2 separate regions of the Homo sapiens genome follow, and region 2 is linked to region 1. Evidence: chromatin contacts called from ENCODE Hi-C or POLR2A ChIA-PET data. All regions are on one chromosome and are shown on one strand. The core of a region is the stretch at or near the end of the contact, and the rest is flanking DNA. Distances in the headings are between cores, read along the strand shown.

Evidence for each region. A loop is a pair of places that touch in the nucleus more often than their neighbours do. ChIA-PET counts read pairs that join two places held with the same protein, here RNA polymerase II (POLR2A). Pooled maps may share reads with other maps.
Region 2: a loop to region 1 is called in a pooled map, with 4 times the contacts of the local background. The contact joins two enhancer-like sites. A Hi-C loop is called at or near these places in 1 of 50 pooled maps. POLR2A ChIA-PET finds 5 or more read pairs at or near these places in 2 of 52 experiments (A673 and activated CD4-positive, alpha-beta T cell).

What each region holds. Positions count from the first base shown.
Region 1 is chr16:18,941,995-18,949,311 of GRCh38, forward strand. No RefSeq gene overlaps it. Among named protein-coding and RNA genes, the nearest start is that of SMG1, 19 kb to the left of the region's middle. Within about 2 kb of position 4,122, at least 10 of the 41 ENCODE cell types and tissues checked have a DNase peak (open chromatin) inside an H3K27ac peak, as active enhancers do.
Region 2 is chr16:19,291,252-19,298,568 of GRCh38, forward strand. All of the region lies in intron 1 of CLEC19A (C-type lectin domain containing 19A), which reads left to right. Among named protein-coding and RNA genes, the nearest start is that of CLEC19A, 9.2 kb to the left of the region's middle. Within about 2 kb of position 3,025, at least 3 of the 41 ENCODE cell types and tissues checked have a DNase peak (open chromatin) inside an H3K27ac peak, as active enhancers do.

The DNA.
Region 1 (7,317 bases), core at 2,872-5,371:
CTGCTTCTCCTGCTGTATTTCCATTATATCAGTGCTGTTTTCTGAGTTTTTTTTTAATTGCAGTTGTGCAATATTTAAGTCACCTTATAGTTTAAATAAGTGTTTCCAGATTTGCCTTGGGAAATAAGCAGTTGATGCTGTCTCTGTGGGAAAAAAGCTCTGAGGTATACACTTTTGGAACACAACCTGCTGCCTACAAGTTAGGAATTGCCACGTTTGGTTTTAATAAGACCCCACCCTTAACTCCAAGGAGTTTATAATGTAATAATAAACATAGTAACACCAGGGCTGGGTGTGGTGGCTCATGCCTGTAATCCCCACACTTTGGGAGGGTGAAGCAAGAGGATCACTTAAAGCCAGGAGTTCAATACCACCCTGGGCAACATAGTGAGACCCTATGTCTGCAAAACAATAAAAACAATAAATTAATTGAGCATGGTGGCACTCACCTATAGTCCCAGCTACTTGGGAGACTGAGGCAAAAGAATCATTTGAGCCCAAGAGTTCAAGGCTGCAGTAAGCTGTGATTGTGCCACTGCACTCCAGCCTGGGCAACAGAGCAAAGGCAGAAACACTAAATATTATAGCATCGATTGAGCATTGCTATGGTCTGAAAGTGTTCCCCACAGATTTCTTTCTTTCTTTCTTTCTTTCTTTCTTTCTTTCTTTCTTTCTTTCTTTCTTTCTTTCTTTCTTTCTCTTTCCTTTTTCTTCTTTCTTTCTTTCTTTCTTTCTTTCTTTCTTTCTTTCTTTCTTTCTTTCTTTCTTTCTTTCTCTCTGTGTCCCTCTTTCTTTCTTTCTCCCTCTCTCTTTCTTTCTTTCTCCCTTCCTTCCTTCCTTCCTTCCTTCCTTTTTTTTTTTTTTTTGAGACAGAGGCTCGCTCTGTCGCCCAGGCTGGAGTGCAGTGATGCGATCTCGGCTCACTGTGAGCTCCACCTCTCAGGTTCATGCCATTCTCCTGCCTCAGCCTCCCAAGTAGCTGGGACTACAGGTGTCCGCTGCCAAGCCCGGCTAATTTTTTTGTATTTTTAGTAGAGACGGGGTTTCACCGTGTTAGCCGGGATGGTCTCAGTCTCCCGTCCTCGTGATCCTCCCGCCTCGGCCTCCCAAAGTGTTGGGATTACAGGCGTGAGCCACCACACCTGGCCTTCTTTTATTTATTTATTTTTTTTGAGACAGAGTCTTGTCCTGTCGCTCAGGCTGGAGTGCAGTGGCGCAGTCTTGGCTCACTGCAGCCTCCACCTCCTGGGTTCAAGCAATTCTCCTGCTTAGCCTCCCGAGTAGCTGGGACTACAGGCACACACCACCATGCGCAGCTAATTTTTGTATTTTTAGTAGAGATGGGGTTTCACCACGTTGGCCAGGCTGGTCTCGAACTACTGACCTCAAGTGATCTGCCCGCCTTGGCCTCCCAAAGTGCTGGGATTACAAACAAGAGCCACCATGCCCTGCTTCCCACAAGTTTCTGTGTTAAAATCCTGACACTCAAGATGATGGTTTTAGGAAGCTAGGTGTTTGGGAGGTGATATGGTTTGGCTGTGTCCCCACCCAAATCTCATCTTGAATTGTAGCTCCCATAGTTCCCACGTGTTGTAGGAGAGACCCCTGGTGGGAGATAATTGAATCATGGGGGTGGTTTCCCCCATACTGCTCTTGCGATAGTGAGTAAGTCTCGAGATTTGACGATTTTATAACGGGTTGCCCCTTTTGCTTGGCTCTCATTCTCTCTTGTCTGCCGCCATATAAGACAAGCTTTTGGCCTTCCGCCATGGTTGTGAGACCTCCCCAGCCAGGTGGAACTGTGAGTCCATTAAACCTCTTTTTCTTCATAAATTACCCAGTCTAAGGTATATCTTTATCAGCAGTGTGAAAATGGACTAATACAGGAGGTGATTAGGTCACGAAGGCAGAGCCCTCATGAACAAGACTAGTGTCCTTATAAAAGAGGCACCAAGAAGCTGCCTTGTGCCTTCCACTATGTAAGGACACAACAAGAAGGTGTCGTGTTATCTGTGAACTAGGAAGTGAGCCCTCCCCAGATACCGAATCTACTGGTGCCTTGATTTTGGACTTATTCTCTAGAACTATGAGAAATAAATTCCTGTTGTTATATGCCGCCAGTTTATCCGTTTTTTTTTGTTTGTTTTTTTTTTTTGAGATGGAGTCTCACTCTGTCGCCCAGGCTGGAGTACAATGGCACAATCTCAGCTTACTGCAATCTTTGCCTCCCATGTTCAAGAGATTCTCCTGCCTCAGCCTCCTGAGTAGCTGGGACTACAGGTGTGCACCACCACACCTGGCTAATTTTTGTATTTTTAGTAGAGATAGGGTTTCACTATGTTGGCCAGGCTGGTCTCAAACTCCTGACCTCAGGTGATCTGCCCGCCTCCCAAAGTGTTGGGATTACGGGTGTGAGCCACCGCACTTGGCCACTATTTTTTTACAGCAGCATCCATGGACTGAAACAAGCATGTACCCCATGCCAGGTAGTATACATCTCAGCACTTCACAGGCAGAGCTCTAATCTTCACACATGCTTGATGGGGAGGTATTATTATTCCCATTTTACAGATTAAAATGCCAAGCTTCAGAATGATTGTGTGTATTGCTAAAGACCTGGACCCGCCTTATCTTAGACTTTTCAGCAAATGTAGTTGTTCACTAAGCCTTATTATTTATTGTGGCATGTGACTTAGCTGTCTCATTTGCTAACTCAAAGGTACAAACCCCTTCTCATTTTTTTTTCTGTCAACAACAGTTTCCAGCTTATAATGGGTACTCAAATATTTAGTGAAGGAATAAATGAGAGACACAGATATGACTACACACACACACACACAAAAATAACAGGCAACAAAGTGAGACTCCATCCTTCCAAAAAAATGTAAAAATAGCCAGGCATAGTGGCGTATGCCTGTAGTCTCAGCTACTCAGGAGGCTGAGGTGGGAGGACCACTTGAGCCCCAGAGACTGAAGCTATAGTGAGCTGTGATTGCACCACTGCGCTCCAGCCTGGGTGACAGAGAAAAGAGAGAGAGAGAGAGAAAAGCCAAAAGCCCCCAAGTGCATTGGAGGGGAAGAATTGGATCCTAAAAAAGTCCTGGGATATCATTTAATCTAGAAGTCATTACCTCGCTGGCTCTAGGGAAAACGATGGCCTCAGGAGTATTTTGTGTAATTTCCAAATTCTGCAAAATAAAGTTGTGTTAGTTCCTGGCATTTATAAATTGAGAAATTGCAAATGGAAATCCAGATTTTATTTTATTTATTTATTTATTTGCTTTACTTGAAATCTGGCAATTCTGGACCCACATTCCCAGAAGTTAACAAAGAAAGAGGGGCTGAGTAGGGGCCACGCTTAGTCCCGTTTAGGCTATTCCTTAGCTCCTGTAGGCATTGGAATTTGCGCCCTCGGGCATCAAATTTCCTTATTTTGGAAGTGAGAAAACAGAGACCCAGCATAGCAGAGTGACTTCCTCTAAGGGATCCAGGTATCCCAGCCCTAACCTCTTTCCATACCGCACTGCCCAGGATACAAAAGCATCCTAAAACTCCTGATTTGTCATGACTGCACATATGCGCACATATGTCAAAGCGAGTGTGGGTTTGGAGACTCTAGAGAAATGAACCAGCCATAAATCATTTTCAAGCTAAGGAAAAAAGACTTAAATATATGAATGGGATTAGTACAAAAGGATCTTGTCAATTAAAAAATTCCAGGACAGGCTGGGCACGGTGGTTCGCGCCTGTAATCCCAGCACTTTGGGAGGCCAAGGCGGGCGGATCACAAGGTCAGGAGTTTGAGACCAGCCTGGCCGATATGGAGAAACCCTGTCTCTACTAAAAATACAAAAATTAGCTGGGCGTGGTGGTGGGCACCTGTAGTCCCAGCTACTTGGGAGCTGAGGCAGGAGAATCCATCATGCCACTGCACTCCAGTCTGGGCAAAAGAGGGAGACTCCGTCTCACGAAAAACAAACAAACAAACAACAAACAAACAAAAAAAACCCAAGGAAAATGACATTTCTGTTGCGTTTGGTCAGAAGGCCCATTGCAATCTGGGGTTCTTATTCTACCTGTTCAGGGAAATACGAAGTCCAGATGAATGTGTATTCCAATTCTGACTCAGGCTTGGTTTCACTTTCTAAATTGCTCAGCAGGAATCTGATAAGATGCTGAGAAAAGAGTAAAAAGAAAAAATTGGAGGGTGGGGCGGGGAGAGCCAGAAATAGCTGGTTTAGGGGAGGCCTCCTGGGATTACCATGAACCAATGCAGTAATTAATAATATGAGGAACAGAATCTATCCGAATGTTAATTAAAGTGTTTCCTCCTCCCTTACTCACTCTCTCTAGGGCCCCCTGGAGGTGCTCATTGAATTTACTTTTCCCAGGCCATTCTCCGCTCCCCTAGACAGATCATCTGAGGTGGGGTGCGGGGGTTGGGCGGGAAAACAGTCTCTGTTACCAGAGAATCAGAAAAACAAAAGCTGGCCGGGCTCGGTGGCTCACGCCTGTAATCCCAGCACTTTGGGAGGCCAAGGTGGGTGGATGACCTGAGGTCAGGAGTTTGAGACTAGCTTGGCCAACATGGTGAAACCCTGTCTCTACCAAAAAATACAAAAATTAGCCAGGTGTGGTGGTGGGCACCTGTAATCCCAGCTATTCAGGAGGCAGGAGAATCACCTGAACCCAGGAGGTGGAGATTGCAGTGAGCCAAGATCGTGCCACTGCACTCCAGCCTGGGTGACAGAGCACGACTTCATCTCAAAAAAAGAAAAAGAAAAAAGAAAATAAAGCAACAACCTCTGGATCATTGATCTGTAAGTCAGACAGTTTCAGACACACATCTCAGATTGAGTTTTTGTATTCCAGGACAGGGCACCTCACATTTTAATGTGCTTAGGAGAGTCACAGGGCCAGCCAGGGTGGCTCATGCCTGTAATCTGAGCACTCTAGGAGGCTGAGGCGGGAGAATCACTTGAGCTCAGGAGTTAGAGACCAGCCTGGGTAACATATCAATACCTTGTCTCTATTAAAAATAATAATAAGGCCGGGCACAGTGGCTCACGCCTGTAATCCCAGCACTTTGAGAGGCTGAGGTGGGTGGATCACAAGGTCAGGAGTTCAAGACCAGCCTGGCCAAGATGGTGAAACCCCATCTCTACTAAAAATACAAAAAAATTAGCTGGTTATGGTGGTGGACACCTGTAATCCCAGCTACTCGGGAGGCTGAGGCAGAGAATTGCTTGAACCAGGAGGCGGAGGTTGCGGTGAGCCGAGATCATGCCATTGCACTCCAGCCTGGGTGACAGAGCAAGACTTTGTCTCAAAAAAAAAAAAAAAGGAGAGCTATTCTGCCCCCGCCGCCACCCCAACTTGTTAAAGTACAGCCTCAGATTCAGCAGCTCTGGGGCAGGGCCTGAGATTTCTTTTTGTTTTTTAAGAGTTTTTTTTTGGAGACAGTCTTGCTGTCTGTCGCCCAGCCAGGAGTGCAGTGGCATGATCTTGGCTCACACCATGCCTGGCTAATTTTTGAATTTTTGGCTGGGCGCAGTGGCTCACGCCTGTAATCTCAGCACTTTAGGAGGCTGAGGCGAGCGGATCACCTGAGGTCAGGAGTTCGAGACCAACCTGGCCAACATGGTGAAACCTTGTCTCTACTAAAAATACAAAAATTAGCCTGGCGTGATGGCAGGCGCCTGTAATCCCAGCTACTTGGGAGGCTGAGGCAAGAGAATCGCTTGAACCTGGGAGATGGAGGTTGCAGTGAGCCAAGATCGCACCATCGCCCTCCAGCCTGGGTGACAAGAGTGATGACTTTGTCTCGAAAAAAAAATGTATTTTTAGTAGAGATGGAGTTTCACCATGTTTACCAGGCTGGTCTAAAACTCCTGACCTCAAGTCATCTGCCCACCTCGGCCTCCCAAAGTGCTAGGATTACAGGCATGAGCCCCCCCACCTGGCCTGTTTTTGTGTTTTTTGAGACAAGGTCTCATTCTGTGGTTCAGTCTGGAATGCAGTGACACGATCACGGCTCACTGTAGCCACAGGCGCGCACCACCACTCCCAGCTAATTTTTTGTATTTAGAGACAGGGGTTTCACCATGTTGCCCAGGCTAGTCTCCAACTCCTGGGCTCAAGTGATCCACCTGCATAGGCCTCCCAAAGTGCTGGGATTACAGGCGTGAGCCACTGTGCCAGGCCTGAGGTTCTGCATTTCTACCGGGCACCCAGGGGATGGTGACGCTGCGCGTACTAGACCACACTGGTTCTCAAACTCTCCTGCCCACTTGAATCACCTGCGGGATGTGTAAAAACTACTGATGCCTGAGTCCTATCACCAGATTCTGATTTAATTAAGTGTGATTGAAGCCTGAGCATTAGAATTTCTCAAAGCTGCCAAAGAAATCCTAGTGTGAGGTAAAGTTTGAGATACACTGCCTTAGACTAGAGCAGTCACTCTCAAACTTTTGTGTACACAAAGTTACCTGGAGAGTTTGTTACAAAAAAACCCAAAAACCCACAAAGCAAAACAAACAAACAAAAAAACCACACAGATCGCTGGGATCCACCCTCCTGAGTTTCCGACTCATCAGGTCTGGGTAGGGCTTGAGAATCTGGCTTAGGCTATAATGCAGTGGTGCCATTATAGCTCACTGTAGCCTTGAACTCCTGGGTTCCAGTGATCCTCCTGCCTCAGCCTCCCAAAGTAGCTGAGACCACGGGCACATGCCACCATGCTAAGTTTTTATTTTTATATTTTTATTTTTTAGAAACCAGGTTTTGCTGTGTTGCCCGGGCTGGTCTCCAACTCTTGGCTTCAAGCGATCCTCCTGCCTCCCAAACTGCTGGGATTACAGGCATGAGCCAATTTTTTTTTTTTTTTTTTAGTAGAGACAGGATTTTACCTTGTTGGCAAGGGTGGTCTCACCCACCCAAGAATTTGTATTTTTAACAAAGTGTGGCTGGGCGCGGTGGCTCACGCCTGTAATCCTACCACTTTGGGAGGCCGAGGCAGGTGGATCACCTCCCCTGAGGTCGGGAGTTCGCGACCAGCCTGAGCAACATGGAGAAACCCCGTCTCTACTAAAACTACAAAATTAGCCAGACGTGGTGGTGCATGCCTGTAATCCCAGCTACTCAGGAGGCTGAGGCAGGAGAATCGCTTGAACCCGGGAGGGGGAGGTTGTGGTGAGCCGAGATCATGCCATTGCACTCCAGCCTGGGCAACAAGATCGCAACTCCGTCCCAAAAAAAAAGAAGTGTGGCTGAATCTGCCAGTTCTGGTGATCACACTTTCAGAAATACTTCCTTGGG
Region 2 (7,317 bases), core at 1,775-4,274, 350 kb after region 1:
GAGACCAAGTAGGTGCTCAAATAGTACTTGTTGAATGGATAAAGGAATTAATGAAGGACCAGACCATCAAGATTGGAGCAAAAGGAAATGGGCTTAAATGCAGTAGGACTCTCTAGGTTTGGAGCTAGACAGGCTGGCTTCAAATCCCAGCTGGGAGCTGTGCGATCTTGGGCAAGTTGGCCAACCTTTCTGTGCTCTGGTTTCTTCATCTGTGAAGTGGGGGTGATAGTGGCACCTACCTGGTAGGATGTGTGAAGATTGAGTGTATTTTTCTGTATCAAGCATTTAACACAATGCCTGGCACACAGTGAATGCTGAGTCAGAGTTGGCGCTGATTGTTGTGTTGCCATGGTTACCTGACTGTCAAGCTATAAAGCTAAAGAAATCCCTTCACAAGAGACAGATTAGCAGAGGCTGGCTTGGGGTCAGGCTGATGAAAGGCCTACTATTCCCAATTCCTTAAACCCAAGAGGTAAAGGAGGAGGGGGAAATGCCGTGCAGGCTGGAGTTAATGATCGTTTTGGTGCAAGCCAGCGCTCTTTTCCACCTCCCAGGTCCTCACAATTAAAGGCCTTTGCCTGCCCTGTTGGAAAGGGGAGTAATTGAGCAGTGACCTGTCACAGCCCCATTTTCTGGTGTGTTTCACCCCTGGCATCCATAACCACCAAATTACTCAGTGGAGAAAACCTAAAGGACCAGAATGGGGAGGTGGGGTGTAAATGGCTCAAGGAACTTGTTTTCCACTCTGGGAGGAGCAGACAGGGTTGGAGGCAGGGGTTCTTTTTGAAATATCCACAGTCTTTAAGACCAAGGACCCTTTTCCCCTTCTCACTCCACTCAGCCCCTTTCATTTAATTAATTATTAATTCCTCTTTGCCAGGCTCTGTTCAGTGAGAAAATGAATGAATGAATGAATCAGTAATTCTACAGGCTCCATCTTTCAGTCTGGCACACTGTAGACCAGGGCTTCCCAGATTTTCACATTCACAAGAATCACCTGGGGCTCTTATGAAAATGCAGACTCCGATTTGGAAGGCCTGGGGTGGGGCCTGGGAGTCTGAAGGTCCCAGGGGATGCTGAGGTTGGCCTTCGTAGCAATCGTTGTCCTAAACAATATGCAAAACCAGGATCTGGCAACCTCTGCTTTCAGGACTTGGTTAAAAAAACTCCAGGAATGCCATCGCAGTGTCAGGACTCCTGGTTTCAAAGGCATGAGTTATGCACACAGCCTTCTCACCATTTTCCCAAGAGGCTGCCCTCAAGAAGTGGTGTTTGATTCCCTACATGTATTTATGCATTCAAGCCCAGTCATTGTGCACCTACTACGTGCCAAGGCACCAGAGGAAGAGGAATGATCACAACAGATGCTGATGGGGATAGAGGAGGAATGTGTGAATGTTGAGGTGCAAGGGGCTCTAAAAGCATTTATCAGAGGCTCCTACCTCATCTTCCCTGAATAAGTCACTGCAGCAGAGACTCAAAGGAGAAACAGAATTGGCTGAAGTCAGGTCAAGGGAATTATCTGCAAAGGTCAGAACATGTCTTTGAGAAATGGCAAAAGTGTGGGCAAACCTGGAGCACAGAGTAAGGAGGGGGTGAATGACAGAGAATAAGCTAGGGGCAAGCAGTTCCCAAAGGCAAAGGGAACACCTGTGAGGTTTCAGGGAAATGAGGTCAGGCTGTTCCAAGGAGGAAGAATGCCTCTGGACCTGGGAGGTGAGACAAAGCAGGAAGAACAGCTAAAAGGTGTTGAGAAGGTCTTCATGGGAGAAGGTCAAAAAGAATGCAGAAGGGGAAGAAAGAACAGACTGAATTAGAGACGTGTTTAGGAGATGGAATAGACATGACTTGAAAATTGATTGGTTGTAAAGAGGGGAAAAAAGAGATTATTTTTGGCAAATTATCCAACAATGCTAAGAAATTCTGAGCAGTTCCAGCCAATTCTTGTCAATTTTATCTGATCCCAGCCAATACTAGAGAGAGTAGTTTATGTCAAATAAAACATGCAGGTAGAGTCAATGTAACAGACATCCTAAGTTGGATCTGAGCACAAAAAAGGAAAACACTGAGTAACGTCTGGAGTTTAGGTAATCATGTTGTAGCCATGTTCATTTCTTAGCTTTTTAATATGTTAACATCAGGGGAAACTGGGTGAACGGTATACAGGAACTCTCTCCACACACTATCTTTGGTACTTTTTAATTTTTTTAATTTTTTTTTTTTGTTTTTGAGACAGGGTCTTGCTCTGTCACCCAGGCTGGAGTGCAGTGCTGCAATCCCAGCTCACTGAAGTCTTGACCTCTTGGTTTCAAGAGATCCTCCCACCTCAGCCTCCCAAGTAGCTGGGACTACAAGCACATGCCACCACTCCTGGCTAATTTTTGGTAAGAGACAGGGTCTCACTATGTTGCCCAGGCTGATCTCAAACTCCTGGGCTCAAGCGATTTTCCCACCTTGGCCTCCCAAAGTGTTGAGATTACAGGTGTGAGCCGCTGCGACCAGCCTAATTTTTAATTTTTATGGGCTATAGTAGGTGTATATATTTATGGGGTACATGAGATATTTTGATACAGGCATACAGTGTGTAATAATCACATCAAGGTAAATGAGGTGTCCATCACCTCAAGCATTTATCATTTCTTTGTGTTACAAACACTCCAATTATATTCTTTTAGTTTTTGTTAAATGTACAATAAAGTATTGTTGACTGTAGTCACCCTGTTGTGGTATCAAATACTAGATCTTATTCATTCTGTCTAACCATATTTTTGTACCCATTAACCACCCCCACTTTTCCCCTGTCTTCCCCACTAACTACCCTTCCTGGCTTCTGGTAACCATCGTTGTACTCTCTGACAACTTTTCTGTAAGTCTAAATTTATTCCAAAATAAAAAGTTTATTTAAAAAAAAAAAGAGGTAGAAGACAAAGAGAGCAGAGACGTCCAGATTACACAATATGGTGAATTTGAGACTACAAGCTCTTCCCACTACCGCCGTGCAGAAAGGTCACATGAACATCTGCAAACATCCTGCTCAAGTTAGACTGGACTTCTAAGGAAGTGAGGGGGGGTGCCCAGGGGCCAGAAACCAAGATAGAGATAGAGAGCAAAGCAAGCATATTGCTCCAGAGCCCTAAGTAGGGCATCAGCCTTCGTAATGCTTGGACTGGGGTTTTAACACCCACGTGGGGTAGGAGGGGAAGTCAGAGCTATCTGAAGCAGGGAATTGAAACTTGAACCCTTTCTTAGTGCAGAAACTCATGAAGAGTTTCATCTTCAGTGGAAAGGAAACCAGGGGAAAAACATCCTCCTACAGTCAGAGAAAGATGACAAAGAAGTTTACCTCATTCTAAACTCAGGGGAGAAAGTGCTAGACTTCCCTTCTGCAGACTTCTTTAGTGAGGTCCATGTCGTTAAATTTAAACACAATGTTAAAGCAATGTCTTCAGTGCTTTTAAGCCATGGGCTAGGATTAGTAATACATTTTAACTCTAAAATTAGAGAAATAGCCCACACTATACTTCTCATTAGTTGCGGGGGCTGTGTCTTAATTTTTGTTCAAGAAAATAGGAACAGGCTAAGAAATGTGAATGTTTGCTGTGATGTTTTGTGTTGCTGTGCTGTGGGGTTATTTTACATTTTTGGAGTCCTGCCTTCCATCTGGGGCAGGGTTTCTCAGTCCTGGCACTACTGACATTTCGGGTCGGATGATTCTTTGTTGTGGGGAGTTGTTCAATATAGGATGTTTAGCAGCATTCCTGGCCTCTACCCATTAGATGCCATTAGCACCACCACTTCCAGTGGTGATAACCAAAAATGTCTCCAGACATTGTCCAATGTCTCCTGGCAAGGGGCGGCGATAAAATTCCCCCTCACTGCTTGAGAGTGATCAACCAATTTCAGTTCGCTGGGAACTGTAGGAGTGCCCAGGATGTGGGACTCTCAGGGTTTTGTTGTTGTTGTTGTTGTTTTGAGTCAGGGTCTTGCTCTATCGTCCAGGCTGGATGGAGTGCAGTGGCGTGATCATGGCTCATTGCAATTTCGATCTTCCATACTCAATCGATCCTCCCACCTCAGAGTAGCTAGGACTACAGGCACACTCCACCACTCTCGGCTAATTTTTGTATTTTTTATAGAGATGGGGTTTTACCATGTTGCCCAGTCTAGTCTTGAACTCCTGGACTCAAGCAGTCCACCCACCTCAGCCTCCCAAGGTGTTGGTATTACAGGCGTGAGCCACCACACCCAGCCAGGACTCTTGATTTTAAAACTGGGATGGTCCTGGTCACACTGGGATGGCTTGGTCACCCTACTTTCATCTCTAATATGAGTATGTAGGGTGCCAAGTAATTTTAGGACACGTGGGAGTGAGAAAAGTGGTTTATCACCAGCAAAAACTGAGTCATCCCAGTCACTCCTGGACAAACTTAGCCAAGTTCTCATGGATGAGTGTCCTTGGTTACTGAGTGGAAAGAAGGTAGAAATGATTTGCTGGTAGAAATGATTTGCTGCTTCTCATCCATGCTAAGGGAGAAACTGCTGAAAAAGTCGTCCCAAGCAGCGATTCAGTAGAGCCTTTTTGTGTTGTAGGCAGTGCTCAAAAGTCCCTACAAAGAGCTCAGCAACACCCAGCGTTACAAAGGGTCCATCAACTCTCTTGGCCATTGACGCTTTAACGCATCAAGATGATGTCCTCCTAGACCAATGCTCTCCATCAAGAAAGGAGGGACCTGAGTCCCAGAAAAGGGTGGGGACAGGCCAAGGTGCTGTGCCCACTTACCTCCCCCAGCAGAGCTCCTTCCTTTTGACATATAGAAGAGGATTAAGAAAGCCAATTCTGAACCAACAGGCTCCAGTTTGGATACTGGCATGCATTGAAAGAGAGTTGGCCAGGATTGATCAGGAGGGATGGGGAGGTACCCCTGGTCAGCACAGCCGCTGGGGTTGGGGACAGGCTGTTCTGGTCAAAGGGGAAAGCCCAGTGGTACTGACCAGCCCTGAGAAGCATGGCCTGGAAACTGCCTGCCTAGCACAGCTATCTTGATGAAAGCAACTGTCCCTTTCTTTCCCCAGAGAAATGCACAGAGGTGCACACACACTTTTTATTTTACATTTGATTTTGGGAAATTCACTGGATCCCTGCAGCCCATAGTTTTGGTTATAAAACCCTGAGCTAATCATTAATAGCCGTACATTACACAATCCATATATCCCAAGTACTTGGTGACTTTATTTGGCCCAATCAGTTGACCCAGTAACTCCATGAAGCAGGTGCTATAAAGACTGTGAACTATTCTTAGACCCGCTAATTTCCCATCATGAAGCATCATGCCAACTTTATGAGCAAAAACTTGGGAGTTGGGAAGCCTAGGTTCAAATCCTTACTATGCCACTTACCTACAGGATGATCTTGGGCGAGTTACTCAACCTGCCTTAGCCTCAGTTTCCCTATATTTCCTTGGCATACAGGGAAACTATAACAAATGCTCAATGAATGCTGTTCACTACTTTATTACTTCATGAGTTCAGCCAACCACTATAGTGGCTTGAAGGCAAAGATTCCACTAAAGGGTGACCTTCACCCACCCCTGAGTGGATGGCTACAAAAGGGACCCCAATGATCATCTAGTTTGAAGGTCAAGATGGGAAAGAATGAGCCAGCATCTCACGGCAGGTCAGATACAGAGCTGGGGGTAGGACCCAGGCTCTCAACCCCAGTCTAACAGATTCCACCCCTGCCCACTGGCTGTCTTCATGGATAAGCCATCCAACCTAGTATGAGAAAGGTTCTCAGCCTGCCTGTCTCCTCTCGCCAGTCATCCTGAGTCGTGGTTTCCAAAAAAAGTATCTCTTAAGAAGCTTTCAGAGGGGCTGAGACTTGAGAGAACTTTACTGTCTCAAACATGGGGTTTTTAAAAATTTGTTTCTTTTTAGAATTAAGAACAAATCCTGAACTCCAGGAGTTCGATGGGCAAAGATATAAATAGTCTTGGCTATAGCTTGGCAATAAACATGTGGGAAAATGTGCAGTCTTGCCAGATAGTCCAGCATTGCAAATTGAAACAAGATACCCTTTTTTTGCTTATAAAATTTGCAGATTGCCATGAAAGTGATAACACTGAGCTCTGGCAAGGGCAAAGTGAGATGGGCACTCTCAGACGTTACCATGGGAGGATAAATTGCTTTCAGGAGACAATTTAGCAAATTGTATTAAAGCCTTAAAAATCTCTCCTCAGAAAATCAGCAGAAATGCCAAAAAAGCTTTATGCACAAAACTGCTCATCTCAGAATTATTTGTAATAGTTGAAAAAACAGAGAAACTATCTAATTATCTAAAAATAAGAGAATGATTAAATAAACTCTAGGAGAGCCACTCAGTAGAGGATTCAAGAGCTATTTAAAACAATGTTTACAAAAATGTATAATGACATGGGGGAAATGCTTATACTCTTTAATTTTTAGAAGTCAGAATATCGACTGGTATGTAGAGTACCATATAATCACATTACATTAAAACATCACTGCATACAAATGTGACATGAGAAAAAAATGTATCAAAGCATTAACATTTTCCAGGTGTTCTATGATGTGCACATATTATTTTTATAATTTAGTAAAACGTAGGTATGTATATGTTTTTTGGACCTCAAGCATAGAATTGCATAGATCATAATGGGACATACTTTACTTTCATTCTTAAAAGTATGTACAGGTGGCCGGGTGCGGTGGCTCACGTCTTCTGTAATCCTAGCATTTTGGGAGGCCGAGGCGGGCGGATCACCTGAGGTCGAGACTTTGAGAGCAGCCTGACCAACATGGAGAAACCCCGTCTCTACTAAAAATACAAAATTAACCGGGCACGTGCCTGTTATCCCAGCTACTTGGCAGGCTGAGGCAGGAGAATCGCTTGAACCCAGGAGGCGGAGGTTGCGGTGAGCCGAGATGGCACCATGGCACTCCAGCCTGGGCAACATGAGCAAAAACTCAATCTCAAAAAAAAAAAAAAAAGTATGTACAGGCAGGGCTCGGTGGCTCACGCCTGCAATCCCAGCACTTTGGGAGGCTGAAGCAGGAGGATCACTTGAGCCCTGGAGTTCAAGACCAGCCTGGTCAACATGGTAAGACCTCGTCTCTACAAAAACAAAACAAAACAAAAATCAAAAAATGTAGGCAAGCATGGTGGTGCACACCTGTGGTCCCAGCTACTCAGGAGGCTGAGGTGGGAGTATCACTTGAGCTGAGAGTTGGAGGCTGCAATGAGCTATGATCAAACCACTGCACTTCAGCCTGGGCAACAGAACGAGACCCTGTCTCTTA